Linked DNA regions of Homo sapiens: region 2 is linked to region 1. A link is an interaction called in ENCODE POLR2A ChIA-PET data of the cell type or tissue named here. Cell type or tissue: PC-3. All regions are shown on one strand. Links, peaks and the distances in the headings refer to the core of each region. The heading gives the core; the rest is flanking DNA.

Region 1 (5,376 bases), core at 217-5,216:
GTTCTCTGCTTTTCCTTCATGGGTTGACTATTTTTGTTGGTCTGAAGGGATCCCTTAAATGTTTGTCATGTTTCATTGTACTTTTTGGGAAAGATTTATGTGTCCATAATTTGAAGGATGTGAAAGACTCTCCTAAAAGAGCTGATTTACCAGTTGAGAGGGAAGGAGAGCTTATTTGCTATTCAGTAGTTGTGTGGCAGCAGTCATATGTGCACTGATAGCCACAGAAGTAAGTAGTAATGAAGAGAATTCTTATTTATTCAGATCCCAGTGGTCTTGAAAGTTAGTATAGTATAGTGCTTGGAGGCAAAGGTATTTGCTAATTCATTGTTAACAAATGGATTGAGTGCCTGCCATGTGCCAGGCATGATCTACTTAGTTTCCTTGGAAAGAATTCTGTGGGTGTCCTTACCTCTCTCTTCCCTTTCACTCACCAAAGCCAGTCATTTATCAAGAGCTATCTATTCTTGGAAAAATTTCTTAAATCTGTACACCATCCCCCCACCTCCCACACTCTAGTTCAAGTCTCATCATCATCTCTCATCCAGATGATGCCAACATCCTCTTCTTTGGGCTTTCTGAGTCTATCTTGCCCTCCAGCTAATCTGATTTCCATGCTGCTGCAGGGGGACTTTTCAAAAACACAAATCTCTGGTTATTTTCCAGCTTAAGATCCTTCAATAAATCCCATTGCTATCATGATAAAGTCTAAGCATGTTTGTGTGGCATCCAAGCCCCTTGTGACCTGGCCCTGCCTCCTCTCCAGCCTCAGCTCCCAGCCCCTTACTGTTCCTGCTGCTGCCCCGAACGCTGCGCTTAGGTTTATTGTTCTCTTACTCAAGAATCCAGCAAATGCTCACTGGGCAACTGCCATGTGCAAAGCACTGAGGGTACCAAGGTGAGTAAACTGGACAAAGCCTCACCCTTGGAGGGTTGTATTCCAGGGGAAAGATAGACCCTGAGCAAACAGACATTTACTATAATATCAGGTATGATGGAAAAAAATAAAGCCAGATTAGCAGATAGAGGGGAGTGGTGGGGCAAATCTAAATAGGCTAGGTAAGGAAGGTCTCTCGGAGGAGGTGGTGTGTGAACAGAGACCTGAATGGTGGGAGGGAGCAAGCCCCTGAGTATCTGGGGATGAATATTCTGGGCAAAAGAGTAGTCAGTACCAAGGCACTGAAGCAGAGGCAGGCTTGGCATGTCTGAGCAACAGGAAGAAAAAGTCAGTATGTGACTGAGATGGAAGAGTGGAATAGACAATGAGCATGTTCATTTTTCTTTGCTGTGTAACAAAAACTTGGCGACTTCATACCCATTCATTACCTCACGGTTTCTGTAGGTCAGAAGTCTGGCTTAGCTCAGCTGAGGTCTCAGTTCAGGGTGTCCCACTTAGGATGTCAGCTCTGGGGAAGAATCTGCTCCCACACTCATTCAGGTTATTGGCAGAATTCAGTTCCTTGCGGTTGTAGGACTGAAGTCTCTGTTTCCTGGCTGTCGGTGGTGAGGGCAGCTCCCATCTCCTGGAGACCACTTGCAGTTCTGTGCCATAGGCCTTCTCATAACACTGCACCAGCGGCAGGGTCCCTCACATCAGATCCCCGTCATACTTCATGTCAGGCCCACCTGGGTGATCACTGTCTCGTAACATCAACTGACTTCAGCCCTTAATTCCATCTACAAAATCCCTGTGCAGCAGCACTAATCTAAACACCAGACTAATTTTTGACTGAGTAGCTAGGGGATAGGAATTTTGGGGGGCTGTCTTAGGAATTCTGCCTGCCACCATGAAGTTGGACTGGTGGCTGGGGTCAGGCCAACCAGGCTCATAGGGCATGGTGAGGACTTGAGGGTTTTGTTCTGATGAGGTGGGAGCAGCCTGAGTAAGGACCATCGTGGCTCTGGGTAGAGAGCAAATTGTGGAGCTGGCGAGATGCAGAAGGTATTGCAGGTGTCCAGCGGGAGATGATGGTGGCCTGCGCTCAGGTGGCATTGACTCCTGAACAGCTTGCAGTCCCCCAAATGTACCATGTTGCCTTGTGTCCCTATATCTTTGCACATGCTTCTCCTGTTGCCTGGAGCATTTCGCATCACCACCTACCCCATGTGGGGCTTCTTCACTGAAACAAGTCCCCACTGAGTGCTCCAAACCTAGCTCAGATGCTGCCTGGAGGCCTCTCCACAGTGTTTCCCACCCACTGGCACCTTCTCGCCAACCTGAGCTTTGTTGGGTCTGTTAAGCTGTCTTCCGCCCTGTGCTGTAACCTCTCTGGAGTCAGGGGCTTTGTGTTTGGTTCCTGTGTTTCCATTGTCTAGCCTAGTGCATGGCATATTATAGATGCTTGATGATGTTTGTGGGCTGAATACAAGAACTATGGGAGATGACTGGGCGTAAAGTAGACATGTTACGACTGTTGGAAAGCTCACCCTGTAGAGGGAAAGAGCATATATAAAAAAATATACAATACAGTGAACTGGAATACAGACACCATGCCAAGTGCACACAGGAGGTGTGCCACCTCTACAGATTGCTAGTGTGCGTGGAGCTTAAAGGGAGCCTTTATCCTACTCAGTCTGCAGTAGTTGGCGCTAGCTTTTCACATTCCTCCATTGCATGAAATATTGATAGTATTGCAAACAATTCCATTTTGTTATATCTAAAAACATTTGTTTGGCAATACTCTTAGCCATTAATTTATTCAATAATTAAAGAAGTAAACAGTCATTCATTTAAAACATTCTATAACTTAAGACTGACAAGTAACCTTCCTTCCCTATCTGTATTTCAACTACTTGGAAAAGAAGGTCTGTACTAGTGAAATTTTGCTGAAGAGTAGGACCTCTTAATTCAAAATAACAAACACTTACAGATCAAGTGTCCTTTTAAGAGGGAGGAAATTGTCAATCTGGTTACTAATGAGAAACAAACTAAAATAGTAAGAATATCATTTCTGCGACTCAACTAAACATTTCTAAAGTTTGAACTTTAAAAAGTGGGATGCTGGAAAGAATGATTTAACCAGAGTAGACACAGTGATGTTATTTAAAACTTCATAAGCTTAAAAGCAAAATAATGAGGGAGTCCAGTTTCACCCTGCTGGCTTCCCTGTTGGCCATTCACAGTGGGGCAGCGTGCCTGCCAGGAGGGGCCGAGGTGCCTGCCAGACCCTCCGTTGCAAGTAGAGATGCACCCACCATGGAATCACAGGGTGAGGACTCATAATTGGCATAAGCCAAAAAAAATTATAAAAAAAAAAAACCTTTTCATTTATATCGCCAAGTTTCTCTGTTTGTTTTCTAGTGATCTGTCTTAGAGAATAGAAATCTGTGGTGCAAGAACTGTTTGCTGTACAGTCTTGTGTAAATAATTGGATATTCTATTTCCAATTAGAGGCTCGGTCTATAGGGCCAACTGTGATGTTTTCTAGCTCCCTGGAAAGGGTGTCTGGGTGTGGAGAATGTCTTCTTTTTGGTTAGCAGCGATTGGGTGGCTGGCTGGGAAAGAAGTAGACACAGCATTTCTGCATTTAAATATAATTTTAATTTGGTTCAGATTTTTTAAAGCTTTTGGATTTGTAATGCATTAACTTGGTTTTATGATACTGTCCTTGTATTCTTTCCCATGCTTCTCTAAAAAGGGTGAGGAGAATAAGCAGATCCAGGACCCCTTGGAGCCCTGTAACTAGAATCTGAGAACACTTGAACTCCTGTTTGCTTTCAGAACAGAATGAACAAGGCTCCCGTAGCAGGCCTTGCTGGGTTCACCTGGGAGCAGCACTAAGAGGGAACTTTAGTCTTATCCTTTTCTCGGCTCTCAAGGCGTTTTAGATGAAGAAAAGCAGAATAATTTCATGGGAAGTGCCAAATACCCCCTCAGAAGTTCTCTGGGTAGTTTGCCTAACTTTTTTTGGCCTCACTGCCAGAGAGCACCGCTGGTTTGTCTGTGTGTGGCCGCATGGGCTAACATGTTGACATGGGGAACCCGGTGTGGATGCTTCCACAGGCCTGATGAGATCAGTGCTGACACGGGCTTGGGAGGCATCCTAAATGTGATGCCGCTTCTCTTGGCTTCCCTTTTATAAAAGGGGGAGGGGAAGGGAGTGTAGGGTAGGGGTAAGGCCAGAGTGGGAGAGTTACCTGGCAACTTCTCTGTGCCTTTTTGTAGCCTCAGTGTTGAATGGTCAACTGTACATCTAATCGACTTCTTTAACCATTACTCCTGAGAGCCTCTAACTTGCTGGCCATTGTACCAGGACATACAGTCTAATGTAGTCCACATCTGGTTCAAACCTCAGACTCCTCTTCCTAGCTGAGTCTCCTCTGTTTTGTGGTCTGTAAGTTGAGGATAGTACCCCTTTCTTCACAGGATTATAAAAATTAAATCTTCTAATTTATGTAAATCACTAGCACAAAGTAAATGCTCAATAAATGTTTTCTTGTTTCCTAAGATAGATACAGTCTCTGCTCTCACATGCTAGCTTTTTCCAACAGTCTGGACAGAGGACCATCCAGCTTCCCATCTGCCAGATGACCATGGACCTTCACACCCATCTTGGAAGGCAGTTCATCCCATTTTCAGATGGTGTAGTTTTTGGAAAGTACTTCCTTAAGTGAGGTGAAAATCTTCCTCCCCGTAGGTCCCTCTGGCTGTGCCTAAACGGAATATTTGCTCCTTCTTCCATACAGAAGTCCTAAGCTGTTACTGACAAGCAGCCTGTGTCTACCTTCTCCCCAAGCCCACTCTCACCCAAGCTAAATGTTCCTCTTCCTTTTGGTTCTTCCCATGTTATGTGGCTTCAGTACCTTCTCTCTCTACCTGGTTGCTGGTTTTCTGGACCTGTCCTGGGGAGCCAGTGTTCTATTTATTCCTGTTTTATTTACTTTTAGGGTATAAGTGAATATTCCAGATGTGCTCTGACAAATGGCTCCTACCTCCTTTCATTCATGGTTTTTAATCTTCTGTCAATGTAGCCTAACATCCCACTGGCATCTATGATAACTGTATCCTGCTATTTCACAATTAAACTTGGTCAATCAGATTTCACATCTTTCCCATCTTCTACTTGCACAAGTGGAATTTTTAAATTAGAAGTTCAAATTTTATTCCTGTTCTGTTTCATCGGGTTAGGTTTTGCCCATCACCGAATTTTTTGGGGAGAGGGGAAGACCTTATTAATGTGATTTAATACACAGGTCACACTTATAACACTTAATATATGCCCACATATTACTTACTAATGCCAGGTGCTGTTTTAAGTATTTTGATAAATTTCACCTTTGCTCTGTCTCCACAACTATCCTATGATACAAGTACTATTATTCCCATTTTATAGATGACACAACTGAGGCATAGAGAGGTTGTGGTCACATGGTGAA
Region 2 (5,376 bases), core at 132-5,131, 96 kb before region 1:
CAGAAATGGCCTCTACAGGAGATTTCAATGTAGGACAAACCAGCTCCCTTCACACTCTGTGGTAGTGACAGTTTTAAGTGGAGGAGTAAGTGCCCAGCTTCTTTCATGCCTGCCTTTGAAGAGGGTGGCCTCTTGCCAGCAAGAAGTGTCTGAGGTTTGGGTGGGTGAGAGCTGGATGAAATGAGTGTGTAGGTGGTACTGCCCAGGGAATAAATGTGAAAAGCCAAAGCAAACCTTCAAGTGCACAGCAAAGAGATGCATTCTCAGCTGTGTTCCTAAAGACATTCAAAATCACATGCGTCTATCTGGGTCATGTGGGCGGATCTGTAACCCAGGGCATCCACAGATACCAGAGCCAAAGCTGGCATGGCTGTTCCCCGCCAGGCTGGGGAGGCCTTGCCAGGGCAGCAGCCCCAGCCACACGCCCTTGTGTTGGAGCAGTCTGGAGGCTGCCAGCCTGTGGGGCTGGCTGAGAGCACCAGCATGTGGGGAATCTTCTAGATAATTTGTCACAAGTGTGCTAATGGCTCTGGGGGCCAAGAGGAAAGGGGTGATACAGCATGTTTGGAGACTGGAATGTGTAAATGAGTTGCTCTGTGAATTATTTGATATTTTCTCCCTGCAGTTTAGAAGAAAACTAGGTCCGATGGGCTTGGCCAAGGTTTATGAGGCAAAGCAGGGCTTCTGAGGTGAAGTTACATGGCTGTTTGAGCCCGAGGCATGGCAGGATTGCTGCCATAGTCTGGAAACCTCTCTGGTGATACCAGGCCAGCTTGGTACCAGGTATAAAGTTACCCAGGTCAGAAAATGCAGAGGCTTCATTCCTTTCTTGAAAAAAGGGTATTGTAGGTAGCAAGTGGGAAAAGAGAGGAACCAGGGGAACCAAATAGATGAGGGCATAAGGGAAAGGCCGTCAGAGTGGAAGTCCAGAGGTTTATGTTGACAGTCTTCCTGTCACCCACTGCATGGGAGGAGTCAGCTGCAGCTTAGGGGTGGGCTTTGCAGTTAAGCCAAGCCGAGGTATCAGCCCCAGCTCTGCCACTTCCTCCCCATGGAACTGAAGTTGTTAGCCCCTTGGTCTTCAGTTTCCTCACTGTGTGAAGGGAAAATGATGACTTCCTCCCTGAGTTCTGGTCAGGATGAAGGGAGGTGAGTGTGCAGGGCTTGCCGGTGTGCCGGGCGTTTGGTGGTGTTTCTTGGTTACCATGGTCATTGTTACCCAGTGTGACTGTTCTGATTACGATGGCTGCATCACACACAGCACAAATTTAGTGGCAGAAAAACCCCAACTATTTTTTATCAAGCTTATGGATTCTGCGGGTCAGAAATTCAGAAATGGCACAGCAAAGAGGACTCATCACTGCTCCACGATATCTGGGGCATCATCTGGGAAGGGTAAAGATCCAGGGTATCTTGACTGTTGGAACCTGGAATCACCTCAAAGCTCATTCACTCACATGTCTTGAGCCTGACCTGGGAGGGCCTTGTTGGTTAGGACTGCTAGCCAGAGGGCCTACACGTGGCCTCCCTGTGTGGCTTCCCCACAGCGTGGTGGTCTCAGGGTAGTTAGACTTCTAACACAGTGCCTGGTTTCTCCCAGAGCAAGTGTCCCAAGAGAACCAGGCAGGCAGAAGCAGAATCACCTTTTCTGACCTAGCCTCAGAAAGTTGTGGCATTCTGTTGGTTGTAAGTGAGTCTCTAAGGTCAGCTGTCTGTATTCAAAGAGAAGGCAGCTCTGGATGGGAAGACTGTTAAAGAATTTTAAAACCGTCATAGTGACTATAGAAAATAATAATGCCTTATGCTCACAGAATGTTTACAGTTTCAAAAGCACATTCACTTGATCCTCACAGTGCCTTTGAGTGGTGAGCAGGACAGGTAGCAAAATCCCATTTTGCAGATGTGGAAACAGCCTCGGAAAGGCTGCCACTTCATTCCCCTGAGCTACAAGATGAAGAGTTTATACAAGATGCCCTCGCTGGTGCCTGAAATGCAGTGGTTTTCCGTTCCTTGCTGAAGGAGGCAGTCCTGAGCAGTTGGCTTTAGTGAAGGAAGCAGTCTGATCAGAACTCTGTTTGCTCTTTGAACAACTTCTGTGATTTCCTGGGCCAAACTGAATTGCTTCCACTTAGCTCACACCTGGATTCTTGAAGGCAGCTAATTTTAGATTCTTTGGTCTGGTGCCAAATATCAAAGGAGTTGAAAGAATAATCTTTGCTCAATTGTAGTACAAATTCCTTCAACTGAGACCAATTCTGGTGCCTCATATTAAGATAAGGAAACCCCCATTTATCATATATCTTTAAGCTGAAACATTTCAACCAAAGCAGGAGAAGCAAAAAAAAAAAAAAAATAAGTCAAGATCATCTTTAAGCAAATTACTCACTGAGCAAATATCAAGAACGAAGATTTTTAAGAGTATAAAATTACTAAATTTGTGCAGGTGCAATTTGCTTTACGTAATACTTGTGTTCCTGATTTGGTGAGTGGAAATTAAACATTTATACTTTAAGTCTATTTTAAATTGACTTGAAAGTAATGTGAGAATGGGGAATTTCCTAGTAAAGGCGCCTGTGCAAATTTACTTCCTAGTTTCAGTTTTGTTAATTTGGGTTTCTAGAGATTGGATTTTCTTTTCTTTTTTTTTTTTTTTTTTGACGGAGTCTCGCTCTGTCACCCAGGCTGGTGTGCAGTGGTGCGATCTCAGCTCACTGCAAGCCCCACCTCCTGGGTTCATGCCATTCTCCTGCCTCAGCCTCCCGAGTAGCTGGGACTACAGGCTCCTGTCACCATGCCTGGCTAATTTTTTTGTACTTTTAGTAGAGACGGGGTTTCACCATGTTAGCCAGGATGGTCTCGATCTCGTGACCTCATGATCCGCCCACCTCGGCCTCCCAAAGTGCTGGGATTACAGGCGTGATCCACCTCGGCCAGCCCATGATTTATATTTTTAAAAATACTGTGAGGAAAGGGTAATAAGAGGGAAAACCATGAAGAAACATTAACCAAAACTTAAACCCAAGTATGTTCTTCATTAGTGGCTCTGGAAGCCATAGTGAGAGATTAATATGCAATTACCACACACACACACACACCATTATTTGTTTGTGTGTGTGGGGGCCCACACACATACCATTATTTGTTTTGTTGAAGGATATAGTAACATTGCTTTGAGACCTATATAATGCCCTGTAGTTAATGCAGATCATCTTGTAATTCTAAACTTAATGATAATTTAGTTTTTAAAACTAAACTGGCACATTATGGTGGTGAGGCTACTTGAGGACCCAGTCAAATGTTGATTCAGCACCTTCGTTGTCTTCAGCATTGTGTTGGGCATTCTGGGAGCTAAAAGAAGCATAGGACACAGTTCCTATTCCCATGTACCCCAATCTAGCTGGAGGGCTGAGACATACACACAGTCCACAATGAACAAGCCAGGTTTGTATACAACATTATGTCAAGCAAGAATAGAGTTCCAGGCCATGCGACACTATGGAAAAATATGTAGGTCAGTATTTGAAGTGCTATTAATTGTGCAGACAATAAGAATATATAGGTCAGTATTTGAGGTGCTTTTAATTGTGCAGACAGTAAGGACAAAAGAAGATTGGTGCAGTGAGAAATAATATTGAGAGGGATGGTGACCAAAGGGGCTACTTCCCTTTAATGAAGAGCCAGAAATTAAAAATCACAAGATCATTGAATATGGCCGATCGAAGTCCAGTCTGGAATGGCATTAATAATCAAAGTATCTGATCCAAGGGATGGAGTCAGGTGCAGTGCTAAGGGCTTCTAGGTGGAAACAGTTCTTGGGGATGGGTAAATGACAGACTTGGAGATCAAGTTAGGTGAAGGAAAGGATATCGCAATTAGGATGCAACCCTTCGTGAATGGAGAGTAAAAAGGGAGATGGGTGCTGGTCAGTGGGGTATGGGGGAGCTGGCCACTGAAATGGAATTCAGAAGACAGTGCAAAAGCCCAGGCAAGCAAGCTAGCCCCAAACAGTGGACATTCAGCTGACTCTGCCCTCCAAGATGGGCAATGGCTATCTCTCTATGCTCAATCCCAGCACCTAGCTCAGTACCTAATATTGAGTGGGCATTCACTAAAGAAGTGTTGAATAAATAAATGAATGAATTAGGAAATGAGGAAGAAAGGAGGCACCTAGGACTCTGTTTACTCTAGGGACATTAGATCCAGGGCTCAGGGAAGCAGACATTTCTACTCACTAAAGGTGAGGGCCTTCCAATGAACCACCAGGGTTGGTTCTCAGTTGGGACCAGAGGCACTTGATGGGTCATTACTGCTGGCAGGTAATGTTGGAGCAGGCAGGACTCTCCAGGATCATAGTAAACAAAAGCCTAGAGGTTTTCATCAGTGTGGCATGTACAGGAAACACAAGCAGTTGGGTATGGCTGGAGCATAGCACACTGGGGGAAGTGGCAGGAGATGGAACCTGAGTGTCATGCTAAAGGGTTTAGATTTTATCCTCAAAGCAATAGAGAGGTGCTGAAAGATTCTAAAGAGCAAAGTAACAAGGTCCAATTTACATTCAGGAAAGACAGTTCTGGTAGCAGCTCAAATTATATGGAATGGGAGAGACGAGAGGCAGGGAAACTCACTAGGAGGCTGTTTTGATAGGGCAGGTGAGCACTAATGAGACCCTAAACTAACATAGTGGTGGTGGGACACAGGGGAGGAGACAAAATCAAGAGATATGTTCAAGGTTCGTTTAATCTCATTGGGTGAAGACAGACACCAGCAACTGCAAATAGGATGATGTGATGCTGTTACTCAAGATTGGAAGTATAAGAGAAGGATCCCTGTGGAAAGTAGAGGGTAGCCCCTATACTGTCTGCAACAATGCTGGGCACAGACACTACAGCTTGTGCTATTGGACACTGGACACTACTTCTAGAACCTGGACATAGCAGCATCAGTCCTCACCTGAACAGAGCCTACCAGTGCATGCCTTTTGAGCCTGGTTTCCCATTCAAAGGTGGCTTTCAGGTGCATCTGGTTGCCAGAGCCAAGGTTGCATGTGTGCACCCTAGCTGCAAGGGAAGCAGGAACCAGTATCCAGACTACCTCTCCTTCCCACCTAAACTCTTAAGGTGGAGACTTCAAAGAAGAAACCTGTTTAGAGGGGCTGCTCAGCCATAAAGAGTGATAAATGTCCATTAAAAATATGAAGAATGAAGAAAACAAAGAAGACCAAGACCACAGCCCTGAGGAAAGCCAATATTTAAGGGACAGAGGAGAAAGAGTTGGTGAAGGAAACGGAGAAGGAAGAAACAAGATAAAAAGAGATTGAGAAGAGTAGGAGTGTTGCAGAAGCCTTGGGAAGAGAGGGCTTTGAGCAGGACTGAGCAG

Evidence for each region. Peaks named below come from ENCODE experiments on the same cell type or tissue, not always from the same donor. Only the 100,000 strongest peaks of a DNase experiment are listed, where the experiment ranks them.
Region 2: POLR2A ChIA-PET joins it to region 1 with 16 read pairs; 4 of 35 experiments call an interaction of 5 or more read pairs at or near these places.

Annotation. Positions count from the first base shown.
Region 1 is chr1:93,650,520-93,655,895 of GRCh38, reverse strand. The region is part of intron 2 of BCAR3 (BCAR3 adaptor protein, NSP family member); the gene reads left to right. Among named protein-coding and RNA genes, the nearest start is that of BCAR3, 29 kb to the left of the region's middle. In PC-3, for the core only: no CTCF peak of the experiment used is centred there; no DNase peak of the experiment used is centred there; H3K27ac peaks cover 434 bases.
Region 2 is chr1:93,746,867-93,752,242 of GRCh38, reverse strand. It overlaps a transcript of BCAR3 not described here. Among named protein-coding and RNA genes, the nearest start is that of BCAR3, 68 kb to the right of the region's middle. In PC-3, for the core only: a CTCF peak has its summit at 2,020; a DNase peak (open chromatin) is centred at 2,062; H3K27ac peaks cover 3,040 bases.